3 separate regions of the Mus musculus genome follow, and all the other regions are linked to region 1. A link is a loop called in an ENCODE intact Hi-C map of the cell type or tissue named here. Cell type or tissue: heart. All regions are shown on one strand. Links, peaks and the distances in the headings refer to the core of each region. The heading gives the core; the rest is flanking DNA.

Evidence for each region. A loop is a pair of places that touch in the nucleus more often than their neighbours do. Peaks named below come from ENCODE experiments on the same cell type or tissue, not always from the same donor. Only the 100,000 strongest peaks of a DNase experiment are listed, where the experiment ranks them.
Region 2: a loop joins it to region 1, with 9 times the contacts of the local background. A loop is called at or near these places in 27 of 42 quality-filtered maps.
Region 3: a loop joins it to region 1, with 4 times the contacts of the local background. A loop is called at or near these places in 5 of 42 quality-filtered maps.

Annotation. Positions count from the first base shown.
Region 1 is chr16:5,304,019-5,311,745 of GRCm38, forward strand. Gm52265 (a long non-coding RNA gene) reads right to left here and starts at 2,646. Exons shown (of 3, transcript XR_003951975.1): 1 at 2,435-2,646. It overlaps Gm41414 (predicted gene, 41414), which reads left to right and starts at 2,820. Exons shown (of 3, transcript NR_169081.1): 1 at 2,820-3,126. In heart, for the core only: no CTCF peak of the experiment used is centred there; a DNase peak (open chromatin) is centred at 2,773; H3K4me3 peaks cover 795 bases; H3K27me3 peaks cover 1,280 bases.
Region 2 is chr16:5,402,658-5,410,384 of GRCm38, forward strand. All of the region lies in intron 1 of Gm41414 (predicted gene, 41414), which reads left to right. Among named protein-coding and RNA genes, the nearest start is that of Gm41416, 77 kb to the right of the region's middle. In heart, for the core only: a CTCF peak has its summit at 4,271 (motif pointing left); no DNase peak of the experiment used is centred there; H3K27me3 peaks cover 643 bases.
Region 3 is chr16:5,528,234-5,535,960 of GRCm38, forward strand. No RefSeq gene overlaps it. Among named protein-coding and RNA genes, the nearest start is that of Gm41416, 48 kb to the left of the region's middle. In heart, for the core only: no CTCF peak of the experiment used is centred there; no DNase peak of the experiment used is centred there.

The sequences.
Region 1 (7,727 bases), core at 1,678-4,177:
AATCCTTTCTCCCCCCCTTTCCTCTCGGGTCCCATGAGCTCGGCCTAATGTTTAGTTAAACCCAGTGTCTCTTGTCTCTGTGTTTGCTGGGCCTGTAGTGAGTTGAAGCCCTACCTGGGTAAGGGTAACTTGATGAATCCCTGGCTCCAACAAAAAAACAAGCAAACATCCCAAAACCAAACGGTAACAAACAAAACCATAAAACAAAAACAGCAGAGAATTAGATTCTCTAACTTCCTGGTTCAGGGCTGTTTCCAGAACAGAATCCAGGTTCCAGTTTAGTAAGGAAACAAAATACATACCATCACAATATGAAGGTGTGCTGCTGGCTCTGCCATAGCTCTGCCTTTTCTTTGGTTGTCTGTAAACATGGAAGAGAACTAGAATGATGGCTCACACATGAAAGTCTAGCACTTAAGAAGCCGAGGTAAGATAGCCTTGAGTTTGCGGTGGCTTGGATAGAGGATAGTTTGAGTTTGAGTTCGATCTGGATTGCAAGTTCCAGGACAGCCAGGGCTACACAGTGACACCCAGGAGATGGAGCTGAATTCAGAGAGCCTCAGATCGGATGGCATGGCGCATGTAAAGCTGTCAGTGGTGGATGGTGTCAGGGAGCAGTGTGTCAGGAAGCAGTGTGTCAGGGAGCAGTGTGTCAGGGAGCAGTGTGTCAGGGAGCAGTGTGTCAGGGAGCAGTGTGAACTCTTTTTAATTCTTTGCACAGGGACAGAACCTAACCCTTAGGAAACTCCATCAACTGCCAGCTACTGGTATTTCCAACTGTTAGCTGGGCTCTTACCAATCCTGAAAACCATCAAAACCATCAAGAGCTTTCCCCTCAGCCTATCTGAAAACCTGAGTGGTGGGAAAATTTTCTTAATGCAAGAAAGAAAATAGATGAGTCACATGAAATACTTCAAATACATAGCACGCTGACTAGGAGAGCCTATCCCTCCACTTCCCTCTTCTCCATCATTTCCAATAAACCAAACATTAAATATTGGGATATGTATACAAGTTGGTTCTTGTCTTTTGGGGGTCATGGACACCCTTATAAGTGTGGATGCAGGGAACTGGGGAGCTGGCTCATTCAGTAAAGTGCTTGTTCTATAAGCAAGAGGACCTGACTTCAATCCCCAGCATTCCATAAAAGTTGAATGCAGGGGTATATGTCTGTAATGCCTGAATTGGGGAGGCAGAGACAGAGGGATTCCTGGGGCTTGCTGGCCAGCCAGCCTAGGCAAACCAGTAACTGTCAGGTTCAGTGAGAGACCTTGTTTCAGACATTAAGATGGGGAAGAACTGAAGAAGATACTCAACACTGACCATATGTATCATGTGTACCCACATATGCATGTACATACACACGCATACACACACACACACACACACACACACACACACACACACACACAATCAAGTATAGAATCCCAGTTCCCTCTCAGAGAGTGGAGCTTTGCACATATAACTGAAACCATTGTGTATTTTGTCCCATTGCCCATGAGAACTCATGTTCATCTCTTTCACACTATGAACTACTGAGAACATTCTAGAAAAGATAGAACCTATACTCTTGAGATGGTGAGTCTGAAGGCCTAGAGGGTTTTTTTTTTTCCTTGTGATTAAGTATTTCCCTGAAGCAACTTTCTGGAGGAGAGCCTTATTTTGGCTCACAGTTTGAAGCTCCCACCCATTACAACAGAGAAGGCATGGCGGCAGGCAGCTCTGTGGCAGCAGGCAGCTCAGCACTGCTCGATCACATGTGTGCAGGTCAGGAGGCAGAGGGTTCAGGTTGGAATCCCAGAGAATTACTTCCTCTAGCTAGATCCCATTTCTACAAGGTTAATAGTCTCCCAAACAGCCCGCTTTCTGAAGACCAAGTCTTTGTGTGTGTGTGTGTGTGTGTGTGTGTGTGTGTGTGTGAGTATATGTACATTTTACATTTCAATGTAACAGTCCTGAGAAAGACTTGGCTGGAGTCTTCTATGGGAGCTTCTGAGCCCAAAACATTATCTTTCTCTGGGACCTCCTGGTATAATTATCTATCTGCTCCACAGCCCTGTATGAAGCTGTTTCCCAAATCTCTCACACATCAGGCTGCGTGGGTGTTGCACACATATTCATGCGCATGCGTGCACACAGGGACATAGACACACACAGACACACACACACAGACACAGACACAGACACACACAGACACACACACACACACACACACACACACACACGCACACGCACACGCACATGAATAAGTAAGCCAAATTATGACTAAAATATAAAGAGCCAGTAGTGGTCAAGAGGCAGAGCCACATCTCAGAGACTGAGGCCAGCCTGGTGTACATAGGGAGACCCTGTCTCAGGAAAAACAACAACACCCCAAACAAACAATAAGAACAACTAAATGAGGGAAAGACAGAAAACAGGAAAGGGAGTGTACCTGTTGACCTCCAGCTTCTTTGCTTCGCATCCCCCAGTGTAGGTGGATAGACCCAGCCTTTGCTCAGAACACGTTCTTCTTGAGAGTTCTCCATGTCGTTTTCTAGGCTGCTCCAAACCATTCCAAATACAGAGCCAAAGATAAGGGTGACTGCGCTGTCCATCCTCTCCCAAACTCTTTGGGAGTCTCTCCTCTACTTTCCTTCCTAGGGCATGGGGTGAGACCTGGCTGGAGACATGGCTTTGCCTCAATGGCTGTCCATTAGGTACTTGCTCTAGTGGGCGCCCAGGATTGACCCGTCACCCGCAGTGCCCATTACGGCCAGCAGAGGGCGGTGGCGAGCCAGCAGAGTTGTACAGAGCTGCCCGGCGCGGACCCGGAGTCCGAGCGCAGAAACCCCACTGCCACCGCGAGGCGGCTTGCAGCGGGAGGCGCCTGCTTCTTTCCTCATCCCCAAGATCAGGCATCGAGAGCCCCCACCTAGAGCCATGGCCAGCCCCCCAGGCAGCCCTGAAGATGCAGACAAGCTGAGAGGAGGCAGGGAGGGCCGGCAGAGGAGGGAGGACGACGCTCCGGAGCAGAAGAGGTTGAGGCTGGGGCTGCGAGCGGGAAGCGAGCCCCAGGACGGAGCCACGACACCGCGTCCAGCCCAGGACGAGCTCGACACCCACACAGGTGGCGAAGGCAGAAGTGTAAGTAAGCCCGGGCAGCTGGGACGTGGGTCAGGGCTGTGGTGGTCTAGGGATGCTTGACCATCGCCTGGGTGAAGTTGGTAACTGGGCAGCAACTCCTGCAGGCGCATTGTGCTTGCTTGGAGGGACCGACCGGGGATCTTGGATGCTTGGTGACAAGAACTGTGCTTATGTGCTGTTGATTTCCTAATAAGCTCACAAGGTGTGGCTGGTGGGGAGCAGTCCCAGTTGGACTCTGTGGCTTGCCTAAGGGGAGGCCCCCCCGAAAGGAGAAGGATGTGGGTTGCTTTAAGCAGCTCTAAGCTAGCACCCCCATTTTGGCCAGGGCTGTCAGGGTCCCTTTTTGGGACATCACTGTTTGTGTAAAACTGTCCCCTTGGGAGGGTCTCTGGGACAACAGGGCTCATCATGTCCTGCGGCGGAGTTCAGCCTGGGACCGCAGTTAGTGTGCTCTAGTCACCAGGCCCTCACCTTCCTGTCCCTTCCACATGGTCTGGGAAGTGTAGACCAGAGGCACATGGCTTCCACCCTAGTCCCCAAATTCTGCTCCTTAGCCTCACAGACAGGGACAGCCAGGCAAAGTTCTTGGAATCCGTTGGCACTTCTACCAGGCTCTGTCCCTGGCAGCCAAGGGTAAATGTTGCGTCTGTGTATGGTGCTTCTTGGGGCATGACTGGGATGGAGACCATTTGGGCCCCGGAGATTCAGCTCGTTCTCGGGACTCTCTCCCAGGTGTGATTCGGCAGGCCTTGTGCTGGGAGGCACTTGCTGTCCTTGCCGAGGCTGCCACCTTGGCTGTTTTGAATGATTAGTGGGGTTGAATCCTTTGCTTCCCCCATGCTTGCTGGGCTGGGCTTGTCTTATCAATCTGACGACTTGCTGATGAGTCTTGAGGGAGTGGTCCCTTCCTCCTGAGTCATTTGGGTGGCAGCTGGCCACCTTGAAGCTCAGTGGTCCTGCATAGGCTGGCTCTTGTATTAATACTCATGTCCCTATGGATGCTACTGCATTCTGAAGAGGGCTACAAACCCATTGGGGCCAGGTGAACAGCCTCTGAGATCCCAGTGGAAGATGATACTCGTGGACAGTTTCCTTAGCCACATGGTGGAAAGGCCTAGAAGGGACTGGGAGGAAGTGCCTGGTTCCAGGCAGAGTGGCAGTGCAGTGTCATGAAACTTTGGTGGCTTGGAACTTCCCTTTCCCCCCTTCATTTCCTGCTCAGAGACAGGACTCTGCTGAAGAATGGGATTCTAGCATCAGTGGAAGTGACCCAGGGCAGTTGAATGCCTAGCTGTCAAGGTTGAGTGCATATTCTGCCTGTCCTTAGCTGTGTGTCCTTGGGCAAATCAAATAACCTCTCTGAGCTGTAGCATCTTGATGGCAAGACGGATGTGTCAATAGACCCAGTTTCATGGTGGTCTTATTCCCAAGATTAAGTAAGACTTGTTTGGAAGAAACACTTTGAGTGGCTCTGGTATACTGTGTGCTCAATAATGTGATTTAGTGCCAGAATTAACCCTAAGGAACTAGCTCTTAGTGGGGCATCAGCATGTCCCCACTGAGTGCTTTCTGAAAAGAAAATTATTAAAAGAATTCTGTGTAATTGAGAGAAATTTGCTAAGACAGAAATCCCACTGAGCCTTTGGCAAGGAGTGTGGTGGTGGGTGGCAGGAACCCTATGGTATAGGTTTGAAGGGAAATGCAGGAACTAGACAGAAATTATTTCCTCCAGGCCTGGTCATAAGTTTCTTTTTTAGGGGTTCTGTGGCCCCCTGGGCAACTCTCCTGTCTTTAGTTTAAAGATTACCCAGGGCCTAGGGTGGCCTATAACGCCTGCCAAACTCCTTTTCCAAGTTTGCATCGTCGTCTGATCATCCAGGGACTGTTTGCAGGCTGGGGCAGGTGTGTGTGTGTGTGTGTGTGTGTGTGTGTGTGTGTGTGTGTGTGTGTGAAGGCATAGAGGATGGGAAGCAGAGAGTGAGGGGGTGCTGAAGAGACATGGCCCCTTCCTGGGGCAGCTGAGTCCCCGTCTCCACCCATGGCTCTGAGAGAATGGGTCAAGCAGAGAGCAGCACCCTTCCTGGGGTTTTGTCTTAGTGACTCTTTAGCTTGTTGAGAGTGTCACAACCCTCCTTGTTCTTTAGTGACAGGTCACTGTGGACTTTTCTCTGTATAAGCTGCTGGGCCATCAGGCTATGTCCAGACATCTTTTTTTTTTTGAAGGATAAAACGTCCCTTCTCATCTCCTGACGATCTGGTGGAGGAGGCTTCCCTGTGACTGGCTGTTCCTCTGAGTGGCTTCCTGCCTGTACTTTTGTTTATGGGGTGGAGTGGGGGTTGGGTGGTTAGTAAAGGAGACTTTTAGGGGACACCAGAGAACTCCAGGTCCCCCTGATCAGGACATCTTTCTGGGGTGCTCGGGGAGAGCTTCTCACTACTTCTAACATCTCTGTTCTCTAGCTTTATTTATTCTTCCAGTTATTCTAAACTGTATTCTTTATATTCTTATGTTAGTTAACATATAAAGTGTTAGGTTTCCTTATGGTATTTTCAAGCATGCATGCATGCACAGGTACACACACACACACACACACCACACATATGTGCACATGCACATGCACACACACCCTCCACATATGCACACTTGTGCACACACACATGTACACACACAAGTGTGCATGCACACAAACACACATGCACACCCACCCATTTTTGCTCTTCTTCTCCACCCCCTCATTCTAATCTGTCCCCTCAGTACCTCCTTTCTGCTTTCTTGTTACTTGTGTTCTATTGCCCTCCCCACTTCCTCTTTGCCTCCCCCACCACGGTCATTCTCTAATTTTATGACGTATTCCCACACCTGCCCCCACTTATATACATAAATAACAATTAAAATCTACAATCCACACAACCCAGCCTCAGAAAGACGTATACTGCTGCCTGCCTCTTGGGGTCAGGAGTCTTATAGTTTCTTCTGCATTCTCCAACCCCAGGGAGAGATCCCAGTGTGATTTGCAGCCTGTGGCTCTTCCTGGAGGGGAAGGAAAGCCTCACTAGGGAATCGCTTACCTGCTTCCCCTTCTTCAACACCAGGCAGCCAGGCTGAGAGTCCCTGCTTGTTGCTTGGTGGAACTGAATTCTAAAGGGTAATAACTCACTGAGGCCTCGCTCCCCCACAAGTCCTTGGTGGACCTGCTGAGCCGTCCCTTGTGGGGTGGGATGAGAACAGGAAAGTGGCCAACTGTCAGCAGGATTGCTGGGTGGAGGTACCTCAAGACAATGCTGGGTGCATCAAGACTTGCTTTCCACTTGTCTTCCTTTTTGTTTGCCATCTTGATGAAAGAATCATCTAGGAAGAGGAACTTCAATTGAGAAAGTGTCTCCATCAGATTGCCTGTGGTGTAGGGCATTTTCTTGATTGATGATTGATGTGGGAGGGCCCAATCATCTGTGGATGGTGCTATCCCTGGGCAGGTGGTCATGTGTTGTATAAGAAAGGAGCCTGAGCAAGCCAGTATGCAGTGCCCTGCCCTGACCCCATGGTCTTTGCTTTAATTCCTCCCTGGAGGTCCTTCTTCCTTTTCTGACTTCTCTCAGTGATGGACTCTAAGACTCCGTTTGCAATCTGAAGCAAACCCTTGGTGCACAGTATTTTATCGCAGCAGTAGGAACTCCGAGACTCTGTCATTGCTGGTGATAGGTGACATGGCTCCCTCACCTCCCCACAGTTGGCTTCTGAGCGCACCTCCAGATTGTTGTTGGTGGAGGCATCAGGGCTGTCCCGAGCTGCCGGGTGAGCAGTGTTGGACCTGACCTCTGTCCAGGTGACAACCAGAATGTCTCCAGATCTTGTCAACGGCTTGCTAGAGAATGAAGGCAGTTGAAGGCTGTTGGTTACTTTCACTTATTTATGTTCATGTGAGTGCATACGTATATTTGTGCATATTTCTTGAGGCCAACCTCGGGCGTCACTCAGCTGCTACCATTCACTTTATTTGGTTCCTGCCATGGGATCTCTTATTGGTCTAGGCTGGCTGACCTGCCAGCTCTGGGGATACACCTGTCTTTCTTCCCCAGTGCCGGGAATTATAAACCCACCACCATCCCCATCTCTCTCTCTTTAAGACTTTTTTTATTTGTTTTATGTGTATGAGTGTTTTGCCTGCGTTTATATCTGTGCACCACATGCATGCCTGGTGCCTATGGAGGCCAGAGGAGGCCATCAGACTCCCTAGGACCGGAGTTACAGACAGCTGGGAGCTGCCACATGAATGCTGGGTCTTGAACCTGGATCCTCTGGAAGAGCAGCCGGTTCTCTAACTGCTGAGTCATCTCTCCATGCCTCCTTTCGGACATTAGTCCCAGGTGAGCACATTCCTGACTGAGCTGCTCCTCAGCCCTTGCTGCCTGTTTTGCTTTCGCTCTGCCGGGGAGATGTAACCCAGGCCTTCCTTGCCTTAGCTACGTCTCTATTGCTGTGTCTGATTTCAATGCCTGCATCATGCCAGAGACAGAGTGTACGCACGCAGGAGCATGTTGAGTGTCTGCCACTGCTGTGCCTCTCATCTGTGTGGCATTGAGAAGCTGGCAGGCCTGCCCTG
Region 2 (7,727 bases), core at 3,302-5,801, 100 kb after region 1:
AGCAGATAAGGTTCTGTGACCATTCTGAACCTACAAGTAGGTCAAACATCTGCAGTCCTGGCAAGTAGTCTGGGCTTCCCCACGAAAGATGCTAAGGTGACACAGAGATTTATTCTGGACCTGAGGCTTGGGAGGGCAGACAGCCCCGTGTCCTACAAACAGACAGACAGACAGACAGACAGACAAAGGGAGTGATGGACAGGAAGGCCCTCTGTGGGTTGCCAGACACTGAAGACACTCACAATGCTCAGAACCCAGCTTCCCCTGAACCACCAAAGGGTGTTTTAAAATAAGCCTTCTTGACAACAGACAGATGTTTGACTTCATTAAGGCACCTTGGGTCATCATGACTTGCTATCTTTCAAACAGACTCTGTTGTTGGGAAAACACACACACAGTTATGTTTGTGAGCAGGTGATGAAGTGGCTGAGGAAAAGCAGCCAGTGGGGCCTGAGGGGGAAGCTGGGCTGTTGGGGGCACACCTGAGACAGAACTACAATACAATAGCTGGACAAACGGATGCAGGGGTCTGGAGTGTTAGCTTTGTGAACACCCTAGGATGTTTATGATAAATATCAGCCACTGACACACATGCCTCCTGCCATGAGAGAGCTGGAACCTGGTGACATCTATAAGTGGGTCAGTTTCTCATCTTTAAGATGGGTACAGTATCTCCTTCCTGCACTGTGTATGTGTGTGTGTGTTCTGTGTGTTGTCAATGTATATGTATCCTGTGCTTGGTATACAAGAAAGACACGGTCCCTGTCACTTCAGACTCATTGGCTGGCCAGAGAGCCTTTTTTTTCTCCTTTTCTTTCTCCCGGCCGGCCTGCCTGCCTGCCTGCCTGCCTGCCTGCCTGCCTGCCTGCCTGCCTGCCTGCCTTCCTCCCTCCCTCCCTCCCTCCCTCCCTCCCTCCCTCCCTCCCTTCCTTCCTCCCTCCCTTTCTCCCTCCCTCCCCTCCCTCCCTCCCTCCCTTCTTTTCTCTTCTCTTCTCTTCTCTTCTCTTCTCTTCTCTTCTCTTCTCTTCTCTTCTTCTTTTCTTTTCTTTCTTCCCTTTTTTTGGAGTCTGGGCTGGATTGTTCCACTTCCACCTCCTATGTGCTAGGATTATGGCCACATGCCACCATGCACCATTTACACAGTGCTGGGATCAGACTTAGGGCTTCATGCATGCTAGGCAAGTGCTCTTCCAATTGAACTACATCCCGGCCCTGCGGAACATGTTTAATTAACACATGCCAGGGAGTCATTTATTTGACATTGTGTTTTGAGTGGAGAGGAAAAAGCATTGGCGGGGGTGGGGGGGTGGGGGGGTGGGGGGGTGGGGTGAGGGTGGGGGTGGGGTGGGGGGGTGGGGGGGTGGGGGGGTGGGGTGAGGGTGGGGGTGGGGTGGGGTGGGGGCCGGGCAGCAAGAGCTTGCTTTGAGAGATTCTGAATAGCTCTAGGCATAAGAAAGTCGGGTAAGCCTGACCCAAGGGCATTAAAGCTGGGCCTAGAAGAGTCATAGATAGTCGTAGTGTGTTTGTGTAGGTAGGTATGTATGTGCATATGGTTAGCATGTATGCTTGTGGGTGAACATGTTGCACATAAGCTTGCTTGTTTGTTTAGAGGCATGTGTACATAAATGCATGCATGATTGTGAACATGTGTGTGTGCATGTGCAGTGTGCATGGTGCATGTGGAGTTATGTATGGAGGAGCTCTGTGTGCGTGGGAAGGACGGAGGAGGCCTTTGAGTCTCTGTCCTCACTGGGGTGGAGGAGAGACTGGAGGGAAGGCTTTGGAACCATGGGTGAAGCATGTGGGGCTTGTTTCTGCAGAACACCAGGGGGGTGAACGCATAACAGGCAGGCACAGGGCATCCAGGGACCTTGTTGTAGGCTTCATTTCAGCTGTGAGGCTCTGAGGGAGAAAGTCAGCCCATGGAGAGGGTCCTTGGCTGTTCCTTGCTCCTGGATTGCCTCTCGTGCCACCTTCTGGAGCCTTCTGTCTTGAAGCCTAAGCCCCTTTCCCAAAGCTCTGCTGAGCTCACTGGCTGCTGACAACAGACTGGATTTGGTTTCAGATGATCTGAAACTCAGCAGCTGTGACCCATCACAGGCTATGTGTTCAAGCTATCCTCCATCACAGTGTCCAGGCTGTACCCCATTACAGTGTCTAGGCTGTACCCCATCACAGTGTCTAGGCTGTACCCCACCACAGTGTCCAGGCTGTACCCAACCACAGTTTCCAGGCTAGACTCCATCACGGTGTCCTCATTGCCAAGGTTGATAAATGACAGCCTGGCCCCCATGTGAGAAGCAGGACACACCCACCATCCTGAGCTGTTACTGTCAACAGCACCTGGGAAGGGGACTTAGCATGGGGGTGGGGCGAGGTTGGACTTGGGTTATGCGATTTTGGTCTAGAACTACAGACTGGGCCTGACTACATCCTGGGACTGAGTAGGAAGAAAGCTGATGAGGGCGTTTTGAAGTATGTAAAGTCTTAGCTTTTCCTTGTAGGAGATTTGGGAGGTGGACACTAAGAAAGATTAATCTGCCTTCCTTGTCCCAGCAGGAGGTGGGTATTTGGAAAATTATTCCCTGTTTTGTCTTCCGGTTATAGTTGGGTTAATCGAGTTCCCAAGTCAGGATGGAGCCTCACTTTGAGATCTGTTACAGTCTGTCCATATGTCTGTCTGTTCAAAAATATCTGCTTGTGCTGGACGTAGTGATGCACACTTGTACTTCTGGCGCCTAGGAAGCTGAAGCAGGAGGATGGTGAGTTAGAAGGGCTGCACAGGTGACTTCATCTGAAAACAAAATGGGAAACAAGAGCTGGGGGCGTCTCACAGTTACAAAATGAATGCCTGGCATGCACAGGACCCTCGGCTCCACTGTAAGATAGTAAATATATAAGCAGCAGGAAACCCACAGAAACTAAAGCAAAGTCAAGCCCATAATTTAAAAATCCTTTAAATCATCATCATGAGAGTGTATACACAGTGCGTGTAGGCATAATTGTGTGAGGGAGAATAGGGTGTGTTTGCTCATGTGTAGGCTACCTGGCATGCTTATGTATAGAAGTCAGAGGCCAATTTGCAAAGTTGATTTCTTTTTCTGCCACAAACTGAATAGAAGATATTTGTGATTTTGTTTATTTGTGAGTATGCAGGTGCACATGTGTGTGGAAGCCAGAGATTCCCACTGTGTCTCTTTCTCTCTTGCTCTGCACTTTGTTGGAGACAGTCTCTCACTGAACTCACCATCTGCTAGAGTAGCAGGCCAACAAGCTCTGGGATCCACTGATGCCCCCTTACCCAGTGCTGGGATCCACTGATGCCCCCTCACCCAGTGCTGGGATCCACTGATGCCCCCTCACCCAGTGCTGGGATCCACTGATGCCCCCTCACCCAGTGCTGGGATCCACTGATGCCCCCTTCACCAAGTGCTAGGATCCACTGATGCCCCCCTTCACCAAGTGCTAGGATCCACTGATGTCCCACTCATCCAGTGCTGGGATCCACTGATGCCCCCTCACCCAGTGCTAGGATTGCAGGCACGTCCACCAGCTGTGGCTTTTACCTGGATGCTAGGGAATCTGAACTGGGGACCTCATGTTTATGTGGTAGGCATCTTACTCACTGAGCCACCAAGCTATTTGGTGGCTGCCAGTGTGGTTAGTGGCGCACTGTTGTCTTGTTCTGATGTGTCTGTGATCACTGAAAGAGGACATCAGGGTTTGCTGTTGTATGCTGTTAGCCACAAGGGTCAGACTTCACTGTCCAGGATCCCCACTTCCTAGGCACACATAGAGGATGGTTTATTGTAGGACAGGATTTCATTTGGATGGGCAGTAAGGCTTTCCAGGAAGAGCTTTGAATGGGAAGTGAGGTGGTCAGATGTAATAGTATACATGAGTGGTTGAGTCTTCACCTGGCCTGACATTCTTGAAGGACTTAGCCTGTATGTGCAGAGTCATTGCTCCTAACAGTCCCCAGAGGAGCTGGAATTAGTATCTCCGCAGACAGAGGAGAAAGGAAGTCCCAAGGAGGGCAATCAGCTGTCACATAGCCCTGGGTTTGCCTCCTACTCACAGCCCTCCAGTGACTCTAATGATGGTATTCACTCCCGAGGAGAAAGCAGGAGTCTCCAGTGGACCCTGCAGCCAGATGCTTGGTTCTCCAGAAGAGGTCCTTGACTCTGGTAGGATTTTAGTTGAAAGCCTGCTGCTCTCTCTGGAAGAGGAAGGTCCGCGGAGCACATAGTGAAGTGCAGCGCCCCCTTGCGGCTATGTGCACAAGGTCGGCTGCACGCCGGACGTTCCCATCATGAAGTCCAGTCCTGTTTCTGGTCCCCGAGCCTCCAGGCTTCTCAGCATAGTTGCCAAATCACTTCACGCTCCAGGAAGTAAAGTGAAGTGGGGTTCCTCTTAACTTAGAAAGCAGTGTTATCTACTGGCAGCCCCAATAGTCATAGCTATGGATGACAAGATGTTTGTGGCTATTTCCAGAATTCCTTCCTTCGGGGCAAAATAAACATCTCCCCATTCTCAAAAGGTCCTAACAATAAAACAAAGTATGATTCTACCAAATGTCACCCTGGGGAACCAGCCGATTGGGCTTACTTCCAGACCGTGGGTGAGGGGTTGCCTACAAATGTGTGGGACCCAAAAATCTTCACCTGGTGTGGGTGAGAGCGCCCCCTCCACTAACACCCATAGGCTGTGCATTCTAACGTCTCCAGAGAGGCTGGGGCAGTTAGGACAGGACTGAATAGGAAGACTGGGAGGAGTGGCTAGACAATCGGGTGATGGTCACATGACCTACAGCATCTTTTCCTACCTTGAGGGAATGTTAGCAGTCCATAGGTCCCAAATCATGATGGGATGTTTGCAAGCAGACCCAGGTGACACAAGTGACATAAATGGCAACTGCTTTGCTTGGAGGGCCATGGGTTCTGACAGGAGTGTAGCCTCAGAGAACATTCTGGGCCCTTAGCTTCCTCTGCCCTCTTGCCTGAGTGTCAAGGCAGTTTCGATCTTTCCTGTTTCTTCCTTCTCCACCCACAAACTCATTTAGCTCCATTGATGCAGCTTCCGCTCTGAGCCTAAGCAAATGGTTAGTGGGAATGGCATGGTCTTCCCTGGGCATTTGGTCAGAGGTGGGTCAGTGGCCTCTCTGACGATGAGTTAACACTAACCCAAACCAAACAGAGAAGAATAGAGTGTATTTGGCTTAGAGCTATAGTCCATCTAGGAAGCCATTGTGAAGTGAGGGTTGCTGTTTATCTCTCAGGTCCTCCTTCTACCCCCACATCCTCCAAAGCTCACAATTCTACCTTACTGAGTCCTCCAGAAGAGTGATGTGTTGTCCACTGGACTGGGCTTGGAATTACCTAGAAGACACTTCACTGGGGGTGCCTATGTCTCTAGAGAGGCTTAACTAACTAAGGAGGGAAGATCCACTCGGAATGTGGGTGACGTCATCCCTCAGGGGCACTGGGGTCTTGGATTGAACCAGAAGGAAAAAGGAGACAGCCAGGGTAGACAGAATAATCTTCTCAAGCCACGAGTCACAATAAACTCCTGTCCCCATAAGTTATCTCTGCCAGGTGTTTTATCATAGCATTGAGAAATGTAACCTGGATTAGGTGCTGCTGCTCCAGAATGAAGTCAGCCCCAGAATGGTAGTGCCTTTCTTCTTCCTTCCTTCCTTCCTTCCTTCCTTCCTTCCTTCCTTCCTTCCTTCCTTCCTTCCTTCCTTCCTCCCTTCCTCCCTCCCTCCCTCCCTCCCTCCCTCCCTCCCTCCCTCTCTCTCTCTCTCTCTCTGTCTCTCTCTCTCTCTCTCTCTCTCTCTCTCTCTCTCTCTCTCTCTCTCTCTTTTAATGAATGTGCTGCATTTGCTAATGAGATGAAGGGGAGCCCCAGGAGGACACACCGTGGTCTGATAGCCATCACTCCAGGGAAATGGGAGGGGTCAAAACTCCATTGACTGTCTGTTGGCTTTTCTGGGAAGAAACACATTTACCCTGCAGGGGGCTTTATTCGGAAGCATAGTATCTTAAGTTTCTACTGCTGTGAGAAATACCACGATCAAAAATGTCTTGGAGGGGTGGGTTTATTTCAGCTTATGGCCAGTAGCCCATCACGAATGGAAGTCAGGGAAGGAATTGAGGCAGGAACCTGGAGGCAGAGGCTGATGCAGAGGCCATGGCGGATTGCTGCTCACTGGCTTGCTCTCTTGTTCAGCCTGCTTTATTATTCAACCCAGGACCACCTTCTCAAGGGCTGGCACCGCCCACAGTGACGATGAGCCCTCCCACATCAATCACTAATTAAGAAAATGCCCCCACAGACTTGCTTGTAGGTCAGTCCTTTTCCCCCATTATCTGTAGGTTTGTATCTAGTTGACAAAAACCAACCAGCACACATGAGCTCCTCTTCTGGTTACCATGAGACTGCTAAGGATGTACTGCACTGAGGAATCTGGAAACTCAGGGACCAGACATGAAGGAACCAGAAAGGAACGAAGTAGGTAAGAAACATCTCCACAAACCACTGTGTGCATCCCCAGTCTCCTTTAAAGCAAATGTGTCTCCCAGTGAGCCGACCTGGTGAGAGCAGGGATTTGTCACCTGCATCTCATAGATGAAGGGGCACTGTGCAGGTGTGTGCACATGCCAGGAAACAGGCCGGTTGTGGGTCAGTTGGTCTCTGAGGCTGGTACTGATATGCTGACTGCTGTCATTTCTCAGGCCTCAGGTTGATCTCCGAGAGTCAGAGAACCTAGCTGGGGGTGACAGCTGGGCCCATAACTATCTTCTATGGTTCTATTTGAATCAATGTCAAAATGTATCAAGGGTCATGATACTGAAATTCAACAGGACCCCATCTGTCCAAACATAGAGGTTCTTCTTGTATCTAGGATGAGGTTAGCAGAGAAAGAGGCCTGTTGATGCTTTTCCAGTCCTGGTGAATTATGGGATTAGGGCTCCAGTAAGGACTAAGATTTTATGGTTTATTCAATAATAGTCCAAGTCTATTTTCCATTCTGGTGGAGACTTTTCTGGTTTTATTGAGGTAGGGTCTTAAGTAGCCTAGGCTAGCCTTGAACGCATTATCTAGCCAAGGATGACCTTGAATTTTGTATACTTAACGTATTTTTATATTATAATATTTCTTCCTTTAAATGCTTCCATATAACCCTCCCTGCTCATCATGTTTGTGTGTGGGTGTATTCCTAAATATAACCTGCTCAGTCCATATAATGTTACTTGTATGAATGTTTTTAAGATGACTGTTTGATTCTAAAAAGCCAGCTGGGGAGACCCCCTTTCTCACTCCCAGCTCTACTTAGCTGTCTGCAGCTCTCTGTGTAGGGTTGAGGACATTTCCCTGGCCACTCTGGCATGTCCTTTGGTGTCGTCTTTGTTTAGCTCACACTGGGTGGCCAGGAGACTTTATGGGTATCATGTCTGACATTCCTAGGGGACACCACCACACAACAAACTCTGATCCTCTGGCTCTTTCGGTCTTTCTGCTCCTTCTTCCATGGCATTCTCCGAGCCCCAGCCTTAGGCATGTTTGGTATAGATTGTCTACTGGGACTGGGTTCCACAGCTTTGAATTTTGATTGGTTGTAATTTTCTATAAGTCTGCATCTGTTGCAAAGGAAGTTTTGATAAGAGGTGAAGAATCTTCTTACCCTCGGGTATAAGAACAACTGTTGTTAGAGATTATGTGGT
Region 3 (7,727 bases), core at 2,948-5,447, 230 kb after region 1:
TGGCCTGGTCTTCCTGCCTGTGACTTACAGCCTAGCATCTGTAAGCTGTACACAAAGGCAGAAGAGAGCAGGGATTATGAGATCCAGGCTTGCTGGATTCCCAAGCCGGGACTGAGGAACAGAGAAACAACATAGGGTTTATGGGAAGGGTGGCAACTTAGAATAATATCTGGCTTCAGAGCTAAGATGGGAGCTGGATGGGATCAAAAGGCTTAATGTCTCAATAAAACTTGTTGGGAAGTTCTAGGGAGAACATTTACACCAGTGAACACACAGCTGAGCATGCACACAGGTGAATACACACACAGGTGAACACACAGCTGAGCATGCACACAGGTGAACACACAGGTGAACACACAGCTGAGCATGCACACAGGTGAATACACACACAGGTGAACACACAGCTGAGCATGCACACAGGTGAATACACACACAGGTGAACACACAGCTGAGCATGCACACAGGTGAATACACACACAAGTGAACACACAGCTGAGCATGCACACAGGTGAACACACACACAGGTGAACACACAGCTGAGCATGCACACAGGTGAATACACACACAGGTGAACACACAGCTGAGCATGCACACAGGTGAATACACACACAAGTGAACACACAGCTGAACATGCACACAGGTATACACACATACACAGATGAACACACAGCTGAGAATGCACATGTGGACACACACACAAGTGAACACACAGCTGAGCATGCACACAGGTGAACACACACACAGGTGAACACACAGCTGAGCATGCACACAGGTGAACACACACACAGGTGAACACACAACTGAGCACACACAGGTGAACACACACTCACAGGTGAACACACAGCTGAGCATGCACATGTGGACACACACACACACAGGTGAACACACAGCTGAGCACGCACACAGGTGTACACACACATACACAGGTGAACACACAGCTGAGCATGCACACAGATGAACACACACACACAGGTGAACACACAGCTGAGCATGCACACAGGTGAACACACACACACAGGTGAACACACAGCTGAGCATGCACACAGGTGAACACACACACACAGGTGAACACACAGCTGAGCATGCACACAGGTGAACACACACACAGGTGAACACACACACAGGTGAAAACAGAAAGAGCTGAACACATGTGTTCAATGCCAGGAGTACCAAACGACTGGGGGACAGTGGTTTCTCTGCCAGGGATTTTTGGGAACTGAGAGGACACATGAGTTTGATTCTATCACCAGATTTTCTGTGACCAACATTTATTGCAAAAAATGGAAATGAGAAGTGACCAGCAGTGTAGAAACCCATGGTGTGTGCAGAATTGTTTGGAGACAGCTGTCTTGGAACTCAGAGGCAGGGTGCTAGGTAGGAAGGGAAGTATGTCATTTCTCTCCTTGTGTGCCTCTATCTGAATTTTGGCGTCCAGGATTGTCTGTCTTTCACATGAACACACACATAGTTACTTCTTAAGAAAGCACTTTGCACACTGTTCTGTTCAGAATGCACTTAATGCAGCACTTCAGGTACTTAACTCTGTGTAGAGAGCACTAGGTACACAGCACTTCTGGTATCCCGTAAGGGAAACACTTGGCATATAGCACTATAGGTGAACTATGCAGAGAGTGCTTAACAGCACTGCAGAGATGCTCCATAGTGAGAGCACTTAGCACAGGTGATCCACACAGGGAGTACTTAGCACACAGTACTATGGGTGCTCTGTACACATGGGCTGGTGCTGGGCAAGCCAGCACCAGTATATTGACTCCACCCCAGTAACAAAGAATTGGGCATGGCTCCAATGACCCTTAGCCAGACTAAGATGATGCAAGAGGAATCTAGATCCGCTGCCTGATAGAGAAGTTAGGCGATTCATAGATACAATATAAATTTTTCTGGTAGACACTTTAAAAAAGTAAAAAGAAGCATATGAAATTAATTGTAATCATAAATTTAAATTTTTATACTCATAATAAATTTATGTTTTTAATCGATGATATATTTTATATATTATTAAAAGTTATTCTAACATGTAATTGGTAGAGAAATATTAATGAGATATTAATATTAATGAGATGTTTTATTCTGTTTCTCTTTGTGTTGTCTTCAAAACCCAGGGTGATCTAAAGAAAGTGCATTTTGGTACAGACCAGACACATGGCTAGTGGCCACTATGGTGGGTCATTCAATCCTGGACCCCAGAGTGGACTGGTAGGGACACAGAGGGTAACTGTGGGCACAGTCAGGCAATCTACAAAGTCTAGTTATTCCAAGTTAGACTTTTCCTGCTTCTGGTTCCCCATCCTTCCTGTGGTTCTCGTCTATCAGCACTTGGAGCACAGCAGTCCAGGCCCCTCCCCCATGCCAAGAGCAGCCCACAAGATGCTCTAAGTAGCAGCTCTTGCTGAATGATCAGAGCTTAAAGCCTGTCTCGCATCCTTCTCAGCCCCTTTGTCCCCACTCATCAATCAGCAGGGTTTTTTAAAATGGGAAATAGATTTTGCTGGGGATAGAAGAGGGTTCGAGGGGTGCGAGCTTTCCAAGCCCTCCTGCAGCTGCTGTCAGGAATCCTCCAGGCCACATCTTTGTCTCTGGGAGTGGAAAACCCAGTACTGCTGGCCAAGGAGGACTGGGGCCAACTGTAGAAAAGTTCTGGGGAGCATTGATTGTCAAAGGGGCTGTGGTAAGGCCTCTTCCTTGTTGATATGGAGTGGTCCTGGCTAGCAGGCAGAAATGTGACAGGCGTTCCTGGCATTGGTTGTCATGAGAAGGTGGGGTGTTCTCTAAAGGCGGAGCCAGTCCATTATGTTCTGGACTTGGGAGTCTCTGGATCATGTGGCTGTGAACAAAGCTGGAGGCAGGTTCCCATGCAACCTCCAAGGATTGTCCATGGGGACAACGGTCTTAAGCCTCCGGACCTGACATTTCTGCTGTCTCTCATGCAGAAGGCCCTGGGTGCTGTTCATCAATGCATGGTGCTTTTCCTCTGTGGGTCTGTCGGGAGATGGCTGGAGACTGGTGGAGACTGTTGGCTTCATTCCACTGGCACAGCAGTTTTCTCTCACCATTATCTATTTAGCTTGTGACTATGTTCTCTATATTTACAACAAGCTACAGTGATTCTTCACTTGGGATGGTGGTATTTGATTTCCTTCGCAAGGACTTAGTTAATTCAAGAAGTTGAGTTAACCATGCCGTGGGAACAACAGCAAACTGGAATTGACAAGGTGGTGGTGGTGGACAATGGATGAAATGAAGTGATTGTACTGACTGGTACTGGGGAAGCCCTGCCTGAGGTTGGCTGTGCATTTGGGACTTTGTTTTTCACATACTTCTCTATCTTACTCTTTGTGTCCCAATTGGTTCCAACTTCAATCTGTAGGAACTGCTACTTAGCCTTGGTCCATCGCTCTCCAGCTACATTTCAGTGAATCTCATTCTCTTGTGATGGATAAGAGGCAGAAAAGGACACTGAGAAGTGACAGGCTTGTGCTGGCTTTCTCGTCTGCAGCTGCATGAGTGTGCACGCAATGTCCCCTCAGCAACCCTACATGGTAGACCCTGCTTCTGTGCCTGCTGTGTGAGTGAGGAAACTGGCCCCCAGTTCCTTTTCTTACTGCTGCAACCTGACAAGACGCAACTTAAATGAGGAAGGCTTTGCTTTGGCTCATGCTATGAGAAGATATATGATGCAACATGGTAGGGAAGACATGGCAACAGGGCTGTACAGGCAGGTGGTCTCCTTGAATCTGTAGTAAGGAATGAGAGAGAGAGAGAGAGAGAGAGAGAGAGAGAGAGAGAGAGAGAGAGAGAGAGAGAAAGGAGCCTGTGCTTAGCTCACATTCTCTCTTTTATACATTTCAGGACCCCCGGGGTGGTGCCAGTCATGTCTGAGGTGGCATATCTTCTCTCTTCAGTTTACTCAATCTAGAAACTCATAGAGGTGGCCAGCGGCTTGTCTCCTGGGTGATTCTAGATCCTGTAAATTCATGATCACTGTGAAGCACTTCAGTGGTATAAATGGTTATGAAGGGGAGCTCTGAGCTGTGATGGGGTTAGGCTCTGAAGAAACCAGCTCAAGTTGCAGATGTCTTCAGTAGAAGATACAGTTCATACACATGACCACCAAAGATCATAGCCTAGCCTAGCCTACCCTGCCCTAGCCTACCCCAGTTTCTCTGGGAACACAGGCATGCCCCCACAGCCAGGGAAGGTCAGCCACCACCAGGCCTGTTTGGCAACCAGCTGTTGACTAATCCTGGTAATCAATGAACTGTACTGAAAGGGAAAACTGGACTGTTGCCTGTGGGCAGTTTTGCATCACTGGACGTTTGAGAAAGTCTCCAATCAAATCCCCACAAGCTGTCGACATCTGAGTTGGTCATCGGAGGTTGAAGAATCCATTTCCTCAGTGCTTAGAAGGGTGCTAGCATTTCAGCTGTGTTTGTGGCAGGTGGTGTAGCCTGAGGTACTTCCCAGCAAGGCTGATGTGTTTTTCTGTGGGAAGGGAAGATGTCATGGGTCCCCTAGTTCCTCTGCTGAGCTTGGAGTGTGGGGCTTGCTGGGATTTCCCCTATGAAGGCTCAGGTTCCTCACCTGTTTCTTCTTCCCCAGCCCTGGTCTCTACAGAGTTTCTGGATGAAAGGGCCTAAGCTTTGCAACCTTGGTTGCTGGCAGCGTGTGTTGGGCCAGCCACTAGTAGCAGGCCACGTACCTCATGGATTTCCAAACGGAAAACATGTTTACTCTTTGAGCATTCTTCCCATGGACTCCATCGCCTGCAGACAGGAATCTAAGGACTTTCAGGTATTCGTACCTTGGGGGAGGACAGTACAAGTGTAAGAAGATGCATCTGTGTATTTACTGAATGGATGATTGGTACAGCAAAAATGCTTTGACTAAAAACACCGATCTCTCATACCCATCAATAAGGCATTGTTTAAGCAAATTGTGTGCATTCATAAAAACTAATTCCAAGCTGCCGCTAGGATTCTCTGGTGAGGATTTATGTTTATTGGCTTGGAAAGATGCTCATGACATATTGCTGAGGAAGAAATACAGAATCTATCACATGGTTGCATTTGCACACAATTATATTCATAGATTTCTGCTTGCTCCGAATGCTGAGAGAGATGTCAGCAAGGCAGATGGGAAGCTCGGCTCAACAGAGGCTTTGTGCATTTTTTCTTTGGACTCTTATTACTGTTTTTCTTTTTTTAATTTTTTTATAGTGGGTAGTTATTTTCCTTAGTCATAGCAGTAGTAATAATATTGGTGATGTCTTTTATTAAACAAAGCAGCTGCTCTAAGTTGGGAAGGAGGCCTTCCAGAACAGCTGATGGTATGGAAGGATGGCTCTTGGTTGTCCTGTTAATATTGCCATCCTTTGAAGAAATGAAATGGAGGATTATGAAGCCACATTGTGGTCTTTCAGTGGGCAGTTGGTCCTTGTCTGCCCCAAGAGGCAGGCTGCCTATAGCCTTGGCAATCTCTCCACCAGTCTCACACACCATTGTGTGGGAGCAGGCATCTCTCCTCTCTGACTTCAGCTTTTGTTGTTGTCACTGCCTCCTGGAGGGGCGTCTCTCCTGCTCTGGGAATAAGAGGATGGGAATGGTGGCAGCCATCATGCATGGCATGCAGGAAGGAGTTCTCAGTTTTGTAAGCTTGTCTCACCTGTTTCCTTAGACAGTCCAAGCATGGCATGGGTCCCGTGACCTTGTACTGTGTGACTTTCCCTGGGGAGATGCAAAGACACACGTATTCACTCCAGATGGATCACCCACAGCCCAGAGAAGGAGTTTGTGTGAATTAGTTACTCACCACTGGGGCACAATGCGTGGCAAGAAGCAATTTAAGGTAGGAAAGGTTTCTTCTGGCTCACACTTGGAGGCAGCACAGTCCGTGCTGAGGAAGGCATGGTGGCAGGAGTGAGAGGCTGCTGACCACGCCATGGCTGGGGGGCCCAAGCACTTAAACATAGGAGCCTGTGGGGACATATCAGTTCAAACCATGGGCAGACGCATGGGTGACTCAGAAGATCCTGGGTCACTGAGAGTCCCCACCTCGGCATGGATGGATGGCTTGGGAGATTTGGGGGAAAAGCTGCCCCTTTGGTAAAGTTTTCTGCACTGAAGAGTTTCAATCTGGAGGAGCCCATCTTCTGCCTCCTGTGTGCTGCATGTGGCAGCAAGGCAGGGCCAAGTGCAGCTGGGGTGTCAGGTGAGGGTCAGGGTCCTCTCTGCCTTTGTGTGTGTGTGAATGTTAACAGCCCCATCACAGTTACCTTAGACCTAGATAAAGCTATTGCTCTGTTTATTTCATTGCCATGACTACAGGCTGTGGGATCCTGGGAGGTCACCGAGGTTCCTCCTCAGAACCGGTCTCTGGCACCTGCTGATAGGGCAGACTTGTGCACATGCAAGCACAACAGCCAGACACTTGCATCGGTGGTTATTTCCACTGATTAGAGTTTAATACTGGATCCAGCCCTACACCAGTGAAAAGGACCTTGAACTTGGGCCCACACTGGCATCCATGCACACAGAGACTCCCCCACCCCTAAGATGCATGCAGCCTTCTCCCTCCCTTGGGATCAGGTGTACAGCTTTTTCTTTTCTCACTAGCAGAAGCCAGACCCCTGTTCTTCCTGATACTGCAGCCCACTCTTCTTTTCTTCTGGAAGTCTTCATTTCCTGCCTGGTTTCTTTGGTCAGGAGGCCCCATGCCTGCAGCCTCAGCAGCAAATGAATATTTAATGGAATGCTGCCACCTTTTGGAATTTAGCAAAAATGATCTCTGTCATTCAGAGGGATGCGGGCGAAGCTCTCCTTCCCGTGGGTGCACCTGTGCCCACGCATCCAGCCTGTTTCTTCAGGGAATTGACTAAGGCTGGATTCTCTGAGGCTGGGGGAAGAGCCAGGTTCTCTCAGCAGGCAGGTGTGCCTGGCATTTCCATTCTCACTTGTAACTTCCACAAACGCTGCTTGTCAGGCTTGTGCCCTAGTCCATACACCAAGAGGCCAAACAGCACAGAAAAAAAAAATGATGTCCTGGTTCCCATGGTGTTTCAGCTTTCGCCAGTAAGTTTCCAAGGGCTTCAGCCTGCCTCTGAACTGACTCTCAGATCTCTGTTACACCACCTGTGCCTAGGTGCAGAATCTGGTAGGCGTTTGTTTATAGACGTCAGTCAAATGGCAGTTGAATCGAGTCCTAGGCAAGGCATACTGAGGACCTACCTGTACTCAGCAGGAGGAACAAGCATGGTTGATTAGTAATGCCTGTCTTGGATTCAGGAAGGGAAAAAGGCATCGGAGTACTCTCAAGGAAACCAGTCAGCACAAGGTACTGCACAGCTCTTCCCTCACTGACGTTCTTCCTGGACACTCCCACACATGGCTACCCTTCCATTCCCAGCATCCTCAGCACCCGCACCTTGCTTTCCTCAAATCCGAAGTCAGCAACGCTCAGCTCCTCCTCCCTTGAGCCCCAGCTGAGTCCAGCATAGCAGACCAACCCTACTTGTTAGGCAGAGCCTCTCCACGGGAGCAGATTCTAGCAGCCCTTCCTGATGAAACCAGGGGACCGTTGCATGCAAGCTCTTATGTCCCAACCTGGACCCCATCCTGTGGCTCTGCAAGCTTGTCTCCTTGCCTGTTCTGGTCTTCCATGCTCCGTGCACCATGCTGGGGTACACCCTTACTGCAGACTATGCTTAGGTT